Regions from separate parts of the Homo sapiens genome. Here region 1 is linked to region 2. A link is an interaction called in ENCODE POLR2A ChIA-PET data of the cell type or tissue named here. Cell type or tissue: PC-9. All regions are shown on one strand. Each heading gives the region's core, and the rest is flanking DNA. Links, peaks and the distances in the headings are about the cores only. Region 1 has its middle 42 kb from the start of SDC1. Region 2 overlaps LAPTM4A-DT (LAPTM4A divergent transcript).

Region 1 (6,497 bases), core at 1-5,000, 90 kb before region 2:
CTGTGAAACCGAGGGCAGGGGTGAGCCCTCGGGCAGGAATTCAGGGGCCTCTGGCCTTGTCAGCTCCCTGAGGCCAGGGGGGATGGGGAGTGGGAGCCAGGGTGGAGGAACCATGGACTGGCCTGAGGAAGCAGTCCTGCCTGGAGACCCTGCTGAGGGCCAACATTGTACAGCCCCGGCTCCCTCCAGGGACCCTGCCCTTGGAGATCACAGCATCCTGCCGGGAAGTCACATATCAGACCTCTGGGGCTTGGCTACCTGTGAGCCAGCAGGGAACACTTGGTCAGGTGTCAGGGAGAGGCTTTCTGGCTGGCCTGGAATGGTGGGTGGGATTTTCCCATGGGAAAAGCCTGGAGAACAAAAAAAATAGGAAAACCAGGTGAGGCGGGGAGGTGAGTTGGTGGAAGGGTGGGAGCTGAGGCCTGGAGCCTGCCTCTGTGGGAGAAGGGAGGCTGTGGGCAGATGCTGGTTCCTCATTTCCCTGTTCCCCTGCAGCACCCGCAGAGATGGCTAAAGCAGGCCACCCTCAAAGGGCACAGTGTGCTCTCATGAGTCAGGGGCCAGGCTGGGGAGCACCCTCTGAGCCCCGCTTCCCAGTCGGCCTTCCAACCATTCCCTCCCAGCTTGAGGCCACTTCCTGCAAGAGTTAGTCAGCTCTGCTCACATGCCCGGGCTGGGGGTGCTCAGACCGCACAGTGAGACAGCTGTCTTGGGCCCCCTGGACGCTTCCTTTGTGCTGCCCAGGAGAGAGCCTGCCCTCTTACCCGCCACCCCACCCCACAGCTCCAAGTCTGTGGCACAGCCTCCTGGGAAAGGAAGTCCTCGGGCCACTCAGCCGCTCCGCCAGCCACCTGGAGGAGCCCCGGAGATGAACTGTGGGCTTCTCCTCACTGTCTCCTCCTCCTCAACCCTGCAGTTCTGGCCTTTGCTTTTCCCAGTTACTTCCTCAGCAGCTGCGCTTTGATTCCAAGACCATCAGCACGCACAGGAAGGGCTTCCAGGAAGAGGCAGGCCCTGAGCTGGTTCCTAAAGTGCCAAGAGGACCTGTCTAGGACTCCAGAAACTTCCAGGAGTCAGGGAACCTGGGGCAGAGACAGTCCTGAACGCTGTGAATGGGGCAGCTCGGCCTCTCCTTCCCCGCCCTCCAGTCTGACCCTCAGATTCTCTTCAGGCACAGCTGGAAGTGGGATGAGGACGACAGCAGGGGGAAGAAGGCAAGACTAGGTCGAGGAATTCTGTCTGTGGGACAAAGAAGTTTATCTGCCTGGTGGGGTCTCTGGGTGCAGCGAGCTACCTGTGAACATGCTAGGGGGATTTAGAACCCAGTGGGAATGACACTGACAGGCAGGGAACAGAGAGAAGATCGGGCCATTCTTTCCTCATTGCCTCCGCCATCCTGAACACATGGGCATTCCTGGCTCTCATACCAGCCACGTGCCCCCTCTCGGCTTTTCCCTGGAGCCCCTGGTGATTTTAGGATGTTTTCTCCCCATGCTGGGCTGCTGTGGGGGACGTAGGGGGAGGCAGCCCTGGGGGCCCAGTGCATACAGCTGGGGGTTACGCCAAATGCACTGAACAGAGGGACACTGGAGACGGGACTCATGACAGGCCCTCCCCCACCCTGCCAGTGAGACCGATGACTTCCTGAAAAGGGGTTACATGGAGGGTTGGCAACATGGAACATTTGATGTGACCCGAGAACTTCCTGTTCAAATGACGCCTGGGGCTCTTGACCTACTCCCGAAAGTGTCATGTGCACAGTCGGAATGAGCCCTAGGAAGCGGGACTTCTCCAAGCAGAGCTGCTTGCAGGCTGTGCCCACCTTGGGCACCGGGATCCAGGCTCTCCTACTCCAGAGGGCTCTTCTGAGTTGCTGCCGCAGAACCTGCTTGGTGGCCTGTGGCTCACGACGTCAAAGGAGGAGGCATCGGGAAGTGGATGTTCCCAGCAAGAGGGTCTTCTGATGTCCCCCACCCTCCTCAAAGCACCAGGGAAATTGGATCTTAAAAAGGGCCTTGGGAACCCAGTGCTGAGCCCTTCAAGGTAAGTAAGGTCAATGACAGCCATGGCCCGAGGTGAAGCCAGAGAGTGTTTGCTTTCCTGGGAGAAGGCAAACTGAGCAGTGACTCAATTGAGAAATATGCCATCGAGTGCTTGTTTCTGAAACAACAATGTAATCAGAAGTCAGTCCAACTAGGAATGAGCAGTGAGGCCTGAGGAGTTAAGCCCCCACCCTCTGCCACCTGTGGTCCCGCCCCAGCACCAGGGCCCACCTCCGAGGAAAGCATAGATCTGACCTCCTGCCCCCTGAAAGCCCCAAGGAATGGATGGCTAAAGGAAGATCTAAGCCCAGTGCCTCCCCTATGGAAGCACTCCAGCCTGTTCAGCTTTCCTGGCTGATGGGCAAAGGTGTTTTTTGGCTGGCAGCTCTGGCTTTCTTTAACTGCTGGCACCTCCAGGGATGGAGTCCTCCCAGACCTCTCCTGTGGGTGCAGCAGGAGACCCAGGAACTCTAGGCTGAGTTCATGCATCTGAGAGCCTTGTTCCTGCATCCGAAGGGGAAGGACAAGGCCAGCAGCCATCTATTCACTGACCCCTCTCCATGGCTCCCAGGCCATTCCTGACATGGCTTGTCTGGGAGAACTGGATGGATCCTGGCTAAACATGGTAGAAAATCAGAGCTTCAGGAAGGCTGGATATACATGTGCATTTATCCACCTGGATGTTTGCAGGCACTGCCTCAAAGTTATCATTTCCATCCCAAACACCAGCCTCTCCCCCTGGGTATCCTCTCTCAGAATCTCCATCCCCTCCATTGCCTGAGCCAGAGATGCAACTGCTCCTGGAGATTCCTCCCTCTCTGGAATGCTCCTGGTTCCACCTGTTGAATGTCTACATATGTCTTGGTTCCAGCTCTTCCTTCACCCTCATCACCACTGTCCTGGTTTACTGCTTCATTTTCCTTCATCAAGATGATAGCAATAGTCTCCTAGCTGGTATCTTTACCCAGTCTTATGCCCTCTATCAATCAGGCAGGTCGAATTCAAATTTGGGTAATTTGAGAAGAGTGTACAAAGATGTGGGCAAGGGGCAGGGAGACCCCCTTGAATCTCTGAGGTGAGCTGGGAGAGTGCTGTGACTTTTCCAAAAAGATGCATCCAGGTTGCACACAGCCTGCAGGAGGGAGTCAGGGAGAACCCTGCTCTCCTCCCTCCCCTCATCTCCTTCTGGGGGTCCCCAGTAGCTGAGTTGTCTGTCCACAGGAGGGTGAGGGAGCCTGTGGATGCTGTCTGCTCAGGTTGGTCTTCCTAGTACAGGGCAGCCGAGAGAAGGTTCTGGAAGGTGAAGGAAGGATGTTCATACAGACATGCAGACATATTCGTCACATAGCACCAGGGAGACATTTCTAAAACACATACCTGGACATGAGCCTGCTTAACATCCTGAGAATAACCAAAACAATTGTGTGAATGAACAGCAAACACCATCGTCACCCCCGTGGGTCTCTGGTGCGGGATAGGCACCAGCCTCAGCCCCTTTCACAAGATCTAACCCTCTCTTTCCATGCATCATGACCTTCAAGGTCAATGCCAGTGTCCCATTTTACAGCTGAAGTAACTGAAGCTCGGAGAAGCAGACGCCTGCGTCTCACATTCAGGACCTGGTAACACTGGAGTCTGAGCACGGGGCTGAGTCAGCTGTGACAACATCTCTTCCTGGGGCCTTCGAGGCCCTATGGGTTTGTCCTCAGCCCTCTCCACTCTTGGCCCAGCCCTGCTGCTCCTCGCTCCTGGGACTCCTGGGCTGCAGCCAACCTGAGTGACTGGACTCAGCCAACTAGACTCCAGCCAACTCTGGAGCCTCCCTGCTCTCTCGCCTATCTGAGCCTTTTGGGGAAGGTGTGTACGAACGATGGCCCAGAGGCCACAGTATTGCCTCCATGCCTGCTTTTGTACGGTCTGTGAGGGAAAAATGCTTTTTACATTTTCAACGATTGAAAACTTCAAAAGAAGAATATTTTGTGACATGCGAAAATGTGGCATTTTAATGTCCATAAATAAAGTTTTATTAGAACACAGCCCCGCCCGCTTGTGTGCCTTTTGTCTATGGCCGCTTTTGTGCTGCCGTGGCAGAGTTGAGTAGTTGAAAATATTTTCAAATACTCACTATCTGACCCTTTACAGGAAAGGTTTGCCAACTCCTGCTGAGTTGTATGGCTTTATGACACACAACTCAGTCTTCACTGTATTTTTTTGTGCGTTTAAATTTCACCTGTAATTAATGAATATATGCACATTATGGAAGATTCAAACAAGGCAAGGGTATGGGGGAAAGTACAGGAGTCCCCTGTCCCCACCTCCTTCCTCGGGTGATTGTCATTAACACCTCCGAGGCTTGCAGATACTGCTTCTGCTTCCTCTGTCTGCGTTGCCCTGTGCTGCTTCTGTTTCACAAAATCCCATCACACCTCAGGGCCAAGCGCTGCCGCCATCTGGTCTACACCCTCTGAAAGCTGCCCCTGGCCCTGTCTTCCTGATGCATGTTGCTCCAAAGGTAGCATCTCATAGAGACTGACAGCATGGGTGCTGGACCCGCTGCCTGGGTCTTAGCTGGGCTCTGCCACCTACTAGCTGTACATCCCTAGGCTGTTGCTTACTGTCACTATGCCTTAGCGTTTCCCTCATCCTTAAAATGGTGGTCATGGAATGATCTATGTGCTTCACAGGCTTGTGAAGCCCATGTAATAAATAATTAAACACATATTGGCCAGGCACACTGGCTCATGCCTGTAATCCCAGCAGGCAGAGGCAGACAGATCACCTGGGGTCAGGAGTTTGAGACCAGCCTGGCCAACATGGCAAAACCCCTTTGCTACAAAAATACAAAAAATTAGTCTGGCGTGGTGGCGTGCGCCTGTAATCCCAGCTACTCAGGAGGTTGATGCATGAGAATCGCTTGAACCTGGGAGGTGGAGGTTGCAGTGAGCTGAGATTGCACCATTGCACTCCAGCCTGGGCAACGGAGCAAGACTCTGTCTCAAAATAAATAAATAAATAAACAAACAAACACATGTGACCTGCTCAGAACAAAGTGTGGTATACAGACGGTGCTGCTAGGGAGCCATCATGGTAGCTGGCGCCCATGCAGCCCGCATCCATGCCTGGCTCCCCAACCAGGGTGCAGGCCCCCGAGGCAGCAAGCGCATCCTCTCTACTCTCTTCTTCCTCAGGGCTTAGCCCAGACAGGAGCTCAGGAAACAAACAGCGATGCTGCAAGAAGGCCGCATGACAGGCCTCAGGGCCAGGGCCTCAGGTGTCCTGAGAGAATGAGGGCACCATGGGAGCCAGAATACCCAGGTCTTCTCAGGCCGGGCTGTGAGGATGTCCCAAGCACATGACCCAGAACTTGGGGTCCCTGAGGCTGGGCAGGTGAATCTAGGACAAAAAAAGGCACAACTTCTCAATAAGCGGGAGCCCACCCTTTTTTGATTGTTGAGGGGCCTTCAGAGAGTCTGAGGATCACAGTGTCTCTTGGCTGTGAGGAGGGGCCAGGGAGCTCCGGCAGGCCCAGACCTGGGCACCCAGACTCCTAGGTTCTTTTGGAGGGGCACCCGGCAAGGCTGACTGAGCCCTCAGATCAGCTGGGAGCCCTCATCAGACCAGCAGGGTTCAGACTTTTCGGAACACTGAGGAGGGGGAGTGGGAGTGGGGTAAAGGCACCTCCACCCCTCCCACCTTCACAGAAAATTATCTTTCCCCCTCCCCACCCCCACACATAGTGCTGTCCCCCGAACCCCAGATGTACATCCCAACCTTCTTCAGTCCTCCTAGCTTTTGAGGCAGTGAAGCCAGATCTGAAATGGACACACGGTTTACTTAGGGTAAAGGACTTTAGTGCTCCACTCAACAAGCAAATAAAAGGCCGAAGCCTCGGGCGAGGCTGGGGTGGACAGGTGTGGCAACGTCCGCGAATCTGGAGACAGATTTGGCTCCGAATGAGCTGTGAGTTCTCCACCACCACCACCATGCAGGCTCTGGCGCTTGAGACCCCGGATGCTCCCAGGGAGGGGCCCAGGGGCTGGTGTGGGTATGGGCACATGCCTGTGCTTCCCCGAGCAGCCAGGGCCAGAGACCGGGCTCCACAAGGCTCAGAGGGTTCATGGAGAAAGGGGAGGAGGGGCCTGAGGCGTGGCTCCCTGTCTGTCATGGGCCTGGGTGGGCGGGTCCTCCTGCGTCCTCTAGTCCAGTCTGGAGTCTGATGCTCTGTGGCAGGAGCAGCTTGGGACAGGCTTAGGTGACACTGTTTGAGGAACATCTCCCTTGAGGCTGGTCTCATCCCAGCAATGGATGGCTGGCAACAGGGGCTGGAGTCTGCATGGGCTGGAGTGGGAGGATGGCATCAAATGTGATTGTAGTCACATCTGCACATCTGGCTAGGCTGTCCCTTGTTTCCCTCCAGCTTCATGTCTCTTGCTTCTGGGAGCCCGCCTGGCCCTG
Region 2 (8,260 bases), core at 2,022-7,021:
GCCGAGATTGTGCCACTGCACTCCAGCCTGAGTGACAGAGCGAGACTCCGTCTCAAAAAAAGAAAAAAATAATAAAAAGAAAAGGAAAAAGAAAAAGTTATATTATAAAATGAAATTTTTAAATAAATATTAAAATTATCAGTGTTAGTTGCCAGTATGGTATAACTCAGTAGATATTAGCCACATAAACATATTGGGATCCTCAATAATTTTTGAGAGCGTAAACATGTAAAAAGTGTCAAGGAACAAACTGGTTCGGATAGAGTAGCTGTAGCCCGGCTTGGGCGGCTGCTGCCCCTGCCCCAAGGAGCCAACTGAAGCCTGGTGTTTCCCTAGGAACGTACCAAGTGCTGACCTGCACGCAGGGAGAAGGGGCAGATGCGGCTAAGACGAGTTGACATTACAAGGCAGCGACGCAAGAGGGCGGCCTTACCCACGGGCAGGTTTCTTGTGCTGGATGCAAGATGACTGATGCAAATGTCAGTTTTATTCACCTCATTAACGAAAAGCAACTTTGGTTTCTTGTTTACAATGATATAATTTTTACCTCTCTTGTGTTTCTCTGGCTCAATATGGGTTCCAGTAAACACGTGCTGCCTGCTCATTTAAGGACTCCACACTGGGGCATCCTATGTGCTGGGGCAGGCACTCCCTGGTCACACCCCTCTGGCCCCTCAGGACGGAATCACAGAAAGACACATCAGCCCTTTGACCCTGTGTCTCCTGAAGTGGCCGCTGGAACACTGGCCTCCCACGGGTCCTAGTGAGGGTAGGCGGACATTTACTCCGGGGACCTCCATAGTGGCAACCGTCCAGGCTGGCCACTCCTGGTTCCGGCTGACATCTCACACTTTGCTTTGTGATACCACAAAGATGTTTTCTTGGTTTGTGTGTGTCTCTGGCCCATCCCTGTGGTTCCCAATGCCTGAGACTGGTTCATAGCAAGTAACCAGACTGGGTCTTTAGAGGTAATTAGGGGAGGGGATGGGCACTGGGAGGGTCCCTGGCTGGAGGTAAGGGACCCAGCTTCCAGGAGGCCTCCTGAGTGCCCTTAGGCCAGTCATGTGTCCCCTGGAGCCACAGCTTCTCATCTTTCAAAGGGGACTTCTGCCTGGGTCAGAGAGCTGTTATGGGACTCAGGTGGCACAACCGTGCGGTGGGCGCTGTCTGCCATGATACTGAAGTATGAAGTACGGGTGTTTATGGAATTCTTTTCTCTCTCCTATTGGCGGGGGCAGTGGAAGGTGTTTTTTTTGTTTGTTTGTTTTTTGTTTTTTGTTGTTTTTTTTTTTTTTTTGAGACAGAGTCTGGCTCTGTCGCCCAGGCTGGAGTGCAGTGGCGCGATCTCGGCTCACTGCAAGCTCCACCTCCCGGGTTCACGCCATTCTCCTACCTCAGCCTCCTGAGTAGCTGGGACTACAGGCGCCTGCCACCAAGCCCAGCTAATTTTTTTGTATTTTTAGTAGAGACAGTGTTTCACCGTGTTAGCCAGGATGGTCTCGATCTCCTGACCTCGTGATCCACCCGCCTCGGCCTCCCAAAGTGCTGGGATTACAGGCGTGATCCACCGCGCCCAGCCGGGCAGTGGAAGGTTTTTGACAGGGAAAGGGCACAGTCTGTTTTGTGCCTTGGAAGGGTGTATCTGGTGACTGGTGAGAATGTTTGATTGATTGATCGATTGAGACAAAGTCTCTCTCTCTTGCCCAGGCTGGAGTGCAGTGGCACAATCATGGCTCAGTGCAGCCTCAACTCCCTGGGCTGAAGCCATCCTCCCACCTCAGCCTCCTGAGTAACTGGAACTGTAGGCATGTGCCACCATGCCAGGCTATTTTTTTTAGTGTTTCATAGAGATGGGATCTTACTACATTGCCCAGGTTGGTCTCAAACTCCTGGACTCAAGAGATCCTCCCACCGTGGCCTCCCAAAGTGCTAGGATTACAGGTGTGAGCCACCAGGCCTAGCCAGGAGAATGTTTTAGAGCACAAACTAAGTGGAGGGATGGGAGTTAGGAGGCAGTTGACAGGGGCCAGATAAAAGATGATGAAAGCCATCTGAGGTAGGCTATGAGAATGGAGGGCAGAGGGTGGGTGGGTGAGAAACCCTAGGAGCAGATGGAGGAGGCTTGGTCATCGGTTAGATTAAAGTGGGAAGGGGCCAGGGTAAGAACAGCCTAGGACAACTCCCAGGGCCTCTAGAAGGGGAAGGAGTAACTTGTTCTTCTAGACGGAGGGCGTTTTCCTCACTGGTCCAGCCTCACTGAGTTTGCTCAGATCCTGAAGGTGGTACAGGCTTTGTGTCTGGCAGCCTGAGGGCTCTCAGAGGGGCCTCTGCGGTCCCAGTTGGCTCTTCAGCAGCCAGGACCCCACCCCCATCAACCACTGACTCAGTAGGATGGACACAGGCTCCCACAAATAGGACTCCCCCTCATTGTGGTAGACAATTCATTAAATGTGGGCAGAGAAACATATTTACAGAGACTATTTCATTCCCTTTTATAAGTCATTTTCCAACACAGTGACATAAGCATAGTTGTTGGACATTGGAGCTACTGGGACTTTTAGAATTCTAGTCCAGCACCTTCATTTTACAGACGGGAAAATTGTGTCCCAAATAATTCAATTTGACAAACAATGAGCATTGAGCACCTATGATGTGGCAAGTAAAATCAAGCAGAGTAAGAGACTATGAACTGATGCATGGGGTGACATCTTAGGCTGTTCAGGAGCAGTTTCTCTAATAAGATGAGACTTAGGACCTCCCAGGCACTTCATCGACATGAAGGCCTTCAGCGGAGGCAGAAAGTGGACCGCAGAACTCCCTTTCCAAAGTAAGCTTACGCTCTGACTCCTACCACAGGCAAACTTAGCTGGATGCCTTTGCTTCCCTGGCTACATTCTAGAACGACAAGATCTGGTTACATTCTGGGGAAAATGGTATTTCCATCTATATTCAAAGGGTGGAAAAAAATACCTACTGTCAGAGAAATTGTCAAGGAAATATTTCAAGAAAATGTCCCAGACAAGAGGGACAAGTTTCCACATTAAAAGGGCCCATTCCAGCACAATGGATGAAGAGACCTACAGCAAGGTCGGTTATTGTGAAATTTCACAACACTGGGGACAAAGAGAAGATGTAAAAGCTCCCAGAAGAACAGAAAAAAAAAATCCCATCACATACAAAGGAGACAGAAATCAAGCTGGCTTTATGTTTCTCAGTTGCAACATTTTTTAAAGCAATGGAGCAGTGTTTTCAAAATTCTAAAGGAAAATGATTTCTAACCTAAAACCTATACCCAGCCAACCTATCAATCAACTGCAAGGGTAGAAAAGACTTTTCCAGGTATTCAAGTATCACGGCCCCAAATGCACCTTTTCTCAGAAAGCTACTGGGGGATGTGCTCTATCAAAACATAGGGGTGAAATGAGGAAGAAGGCAAGGGGACCTTAACCCAGGAGAGAGATGAAGGGATTTTCCCAAATGGTTATGCACAGGACTCTAGGGTTCAGAAGAGCTTCCCAGGAGGGTGAAGTTGGTAGGACACCACAGGCTTTCTGAACAGCCTGAAAGGAGATGTCTATACTTGACAAAAACTTTGGGGTTTCATTAGTAATAAGTACTTAGAAACTTAAACAAACTAAAACAAAGAAGCAAACAACAAGGTAATGATTAATTTCAGGAAAAGTACAAAATAAGCAAGCAAAAGGTTACCATGGTCTACTATATGATTCAGCTGTGAGTATTGTTGATGTAGTAATAATAATGTAATGCAAACTATTAATGAACTAAAATTATAATGTAACTCTATTTGAAGGGATAGGAAGTATGTTTATGTATACTGCTCTCACTATACATAAACATCTCATCTTCTGTAGCAGAAACTCAACGAATGACATTATAAGTAGAAAAATCAAATAGTAATCTAAGCATAATATTTACAGCTATGAAGGTAAATACTAAAAGAACCAGCTGAAAGCTTGGGAAGCAGGAAAAGGCAAAATCTGAGACTGGGGGCAGGGATCCTTAAACTATGACCATGCATAAACAATAAAAATTCAAACTAAACTCCCCCTCCCCAGGCATTCAGTGTTCTTTGTGGTTTGGCCTCAAGCTGTTTTTACAAGCTTATTTTCCACTGCCCCTCCTTCTTCTGACATACCCCTGATGCCCCAGCTTCAATTATAAACCCCTCCCAGAAACTGCCACCTTTCTCTAGAATGGCTTCCTCCTGCCTGTCTCAAGGTCCTAACTTAAACCCAACCTCTCCCAAGAAGCCTTCTCAGATCCCACAGAGCCAACCCCACCCACCGCCCAAGGAGGAATCAGCTGTTCAGGCTTCCTCCTCCTTATTGCAGCCATCCTGCTCCTCACGGGCTAAGGATCCATGCATGAGGCTGCCTCCCCACTGGGACCCAGGAGCCTGAGAGCAGGGCCTTGCCACTGTCTCCTACAGGGCCCAGCACCCCTGTGTATGGCCCCAGTTGCCTTGTTGAATCACAGTCCTTGGCATCAGGGCCAGATTCATACGTGGGGTGATATCAGTCACTCCAGAAGCCCCAACCCTGGGCTGTGAGGGTGGCCGACGGTGACTTCCTCCTGCCATTCAGGACAGAGGCCAGAGGCCTTCTTTCCCTGCTGGGCTCATGCTGCCAACATGCTCCTCCCAGGCTGCCCCCCACTCACTGGCTGGGCCCAGTCTTTCCCCTCACAGCCCTGTCCCTTGGCTTCTAGGCTCTCAACCTGTTTAGAAGGCAAGCTTGGTACAGGAGTCAGATTTCCTCGGAAAGATGGGGGGACAGTTAATTGAAAAAGGAGTACGTGTTCTTCTGGTGTCTTCTCACATTACCAGGAGGTCGCCAGCCCTTGGCATGGCCTTGTCTGAGGGATTTTGGCAAGGCAGGCTTGCTGTGTCTTTAATAAAAGCCCAAGCTCCCAGAGAGACCGTGTGGATGTCCTGCAGGGGGTGCCTTTGAGAGGAGCATGGAAGAGAGATTTTTTTTTTTCTCCCAGGCTGGAGGGAGATCACAGGGAAGCCTGTGAACAAAAGGCCAGCCCAGGTGCACCTTGGCCCCCTGGACCTTAGACCCCAGGGCTTCCAGCCTTGCCAGACATTCCCACAGTGGCTCAGAGCCACTGACCCGACGGGTCCATTTCAGATTCCTTCAGTCTGTGGTTGTCCAAACGGTAAATAGGAAGACCAGTAACTGATGACAGCAGGAAGTTCCTGAAGTTTTCACGCTGTGTAAGACCCCCACAGCCTGGGCACAGTCCTGGTGTGTGGGGATTTGGGGCAAATTAAAGTTGATTTGGAAGAATTAAGGCTAAGAGTCAGTGGGTCTCAGAGGCTTCTGCCCTTGCAGCCTACCTGGGCTGAGTGTGCACATGGCTGGGATCTCAGCGACACGTGAGGATGGCTTTTGTTCCCAGGGTGGCTGTGCCAATGAGGATGGCGAGGTCACACCAGAGACTGGGTGCCAAAAAGTGCCAAATTGCTCACAAGGGGAAAGGAATTACCACAAACAGTTTAGGCTAATTAATTCATCTCGTGAGGCTGGAAGGGGTGCTTGGATTCATGGCCACCTTCTACCAGGACAAGACGAAAAAGTGGCCAAAGAAGCCTGGTGGCTGGGAAGCCCTGGTGTCTGCCTCACACCTGCTTCAATGTGGTCCATACTGGGGAGGACTTTGCATGTCGCTGTGTAACCTGGAAGGAAGGGAAGAAGGAAAGAAGATCGACCTGTTCTTTCTGATGGAGCACGCCCCACCCTAAGCCTGGGGCAGGCATGTGTGGGCCTGCCTGGCTCAGTGATGGGGAGGCCACCAGAAATCTGTCTTGGGGACACAAGAGCTTTCTGGGAAAACATTCAAATTTGAGGACACAAAGTGTATCTTCACAAAGAGGACCCAGACCCAAGTCTGAATCAGTAAGAATCCCTTACTGACAAATCTCGAAGATGAGGAATGTTGGAAGGCCCACAGAATGGCCACCACTCTGGTTCATTCCCCCGCCCGGCGCCCTCATGCCTTCAACAGTAGAGTTAGTTCCATAGTTGAGTTAAAATAGAATGAGTGACTTCACCAAAGCTCTGTGAGTTATTGCAGCTTGCACTTTGAAACCATCTGGGAAGTGTAGCATTTTCCTGTAACAACGTGGCTTGGAAGACCCCAGACAACATAGTGCCGCTATGGCACCTCATGGGGAGCCTGGTTCATCATCATGGTGGTGACCTGGGGCAGTGGCAGTGGCACCGGGCAAAGGCGGCAGAGGCTGGTGGGATCTGGCAGCGGGCCCCAGGTGGGTCGTGGTGGCCCCAGCAGGTGACTTCATCTAGAGGGGGACACCAGCTGGGCCTCGGCGGGCACATACCTTTCCAGGAATTAGAAATAGGCACCCAGTCTGGGCCCCCCTCCGCTGGTCAGAAGCAGAACTTGACAAGCAGGGCTCAGGCTGTGTTCCAGGCTCAGGCTGTGTTCCAGCCTCTGCTTACTCCAGGCCAGGCACCTTTGGGTGACGGCCCTGGACACCAGTGAAACCCCGTAGGAAATCCAGATGTGCAGAGAAGAGACTGGGGGTGCCATGGACGTGGGGGCTGGGAAAACACCCTGGCTAGAGCAATGTTTTAAAATCTAGAAAACCATGAAGAAAATAATGGAAAGCATTTGTAACCTCAGCATTTGATCTTCAAGTTTCAGAAAACTCGATGCAGAGCGAAATCCGATTCTGAGGGTCGTTTAAGAGACCTTCCTTCAGGAGATGCTTTGGGTCTCACTGGAGGAACCAGGGCTTTGCTAGACCCCGGGCGCAGCTGCTCCCTCACTTGCCTGCAGCCCTGGCCAGGATGACTACAGTTTATGCTGAAAAGCGTTACTGCTTCCTGTGCAGTCCCCACTCAGGAATTCCATTTCTCTTGGTAAGAGTCCATGTGTCAGATTCCTGGGGCTCACTGTCCCTGGAAAGCCCCCAAGCTCTGGAAAATGATTCATCGATTCATGCTCATTTCAGAATATTGCTTGAGAACCTTCTCTGCCCCATCCTTACCTTCAGGGAAAAAAAAAAAATCAGTGTGTAAAAAGGCCAACATAATCGCTGGCACTCCTCCCCTCTGCCTGCGTGGGCCAGCACCTCTAACTCCCTGCAGCTGTCCCTTCTACTCAAAAGCCTGGCCCCGCTGTGTCAGGGCCATCATGAGGCCCCCATCACGAGGTCCTCACACCGCCTGCCAGAGATCTGGCTCAGGCTGCTTCCTCGCAGCAGTCATTCCCAGGAGGTCTCATTGTACGTCCCCAGCTTCATTCTGCCTTTTGCAATATCCCTTAGTATTGGCTCAGGAATAGTCTCCACCCTTTTCTTAAAGGTCCCAACAGATGAGAGAAGGTGATTGCAATGGAAGGAGGAACTGCTTCCATTGCACTCCTCTGATAAAACTTCAAGGTTCTGAAGGTCATAAGAGGTGGAAATGGAATAAGAAGGGTATTTTGAACCCCTTTAGCCCTGGACAGTGTGAACACACATCACCCTCACACACACGCTGACACAACACACCTGCATGCTCACACCTGAGTGCTCACACTGTGTAACGGGCTCAACCTCAAGCTGACCCCTAAGAACTTTAACGCTTCCCTGAGTGGGAAAGGGGTTGCAAACAGCTTCCGACACCAGAGGTGGAGGCTTCAGTTGTCTTTTAGGGAAGATCCTTCTTTTTGCTTTTCTTCCTTCCTTGTCTCTCTCCCTTCCTTCTTCTTTCCTTCCTTCCTTCCTTTTTTTCCTGGCTTCTTTCCTTCCTCAGCAAAAAGGGCCCTTGAGTCCCACAAATGTAGTGTGACCATTGTCCTTGGGGGAAACTGTAGTTATTAACTCATAAAAGATTGTGTATAGACCCGTGTAATGAGGAATGTCTGAGTTGTCACCAAAGCTGCTGGGAATTTGTGTGGGGTAGGAGGTGGCGAGGGGTGTATGTGCAGGGACAATGTGGAAAGAAGGGAAGAAAAGAGCTTCCGAAGTGTGGAGGAGGAGGAGGGACAACCCTGGGCCTTCACGTGGCTTGTTCCTGGGGTGAGGCGGTCACTGCCCAGGCATTTCACACCGGCCGTTATGAGGGCTTCTCGAAAGCTTTTTCTTCAGGAAAATGAAAATACATAAACACCACAGATATGCTCACAGATAATTGTACTACATTGTTCGGAAGTAAAAGAACTGTTTCTAAAAAAATAAAAATATTATAAACACCACCTAATCAACACGTTGAAATTAATAGCTGAACTG

The links. ChIA-PET counts read pairs that join two places held together with the same protein. Peaks named below come from ENCODE experiments on the same cell type or tissue, not always from the same donor. Only the 100,000 strongest peaks of a DNase experiment are listed, where the experiment ranks them.
Region 1: POLR2A ChIA-PET joins it to region 2 with 10 read pairs; 4 of 35 experiments call an interaction of 5 or more read pairs at or near these places.

The regions. Positions count from the first base shown.
Region 1 is chr2:20,179,957-20,186,453 of GRCh38, reverse strand. No RefSeq gene overlaps it. Among named protein-coding and RNA genes, the nearest start is that of SDC1, 42 kb to the left of the region's middle. In PC-9, for the core only: no CTCF peak of the experiment used is centred there; DNase peaks (open chromatin) are centred at 653, 1,733 and 2,143; H3K4me3 peaks cover 1,327 bases; H3K27ac peaks cover 3,312 bases.
Region 2 is chr2:20,090,513-20,098,772 of GRCh38, reverse strand. All of the region lies in intron 2 of LAPTM4A-DT (LAPTM4A divergent transcript), which reads right to left. Among named protein-coding and RNA genes, the nearest start is that of LAPTM4A-DT, 43 kb to the right of the region's middle. RefSeq lists enhancers at 6,514-7,013, 7,014-7,515. In PC-9, for the core only: CTCF peaks have their summits at 4,756 and 4,956 (motif pointing right); a DNase peak (open chromatin) is centred at 4,952; H3K27ac peaks cover 2,004 bases.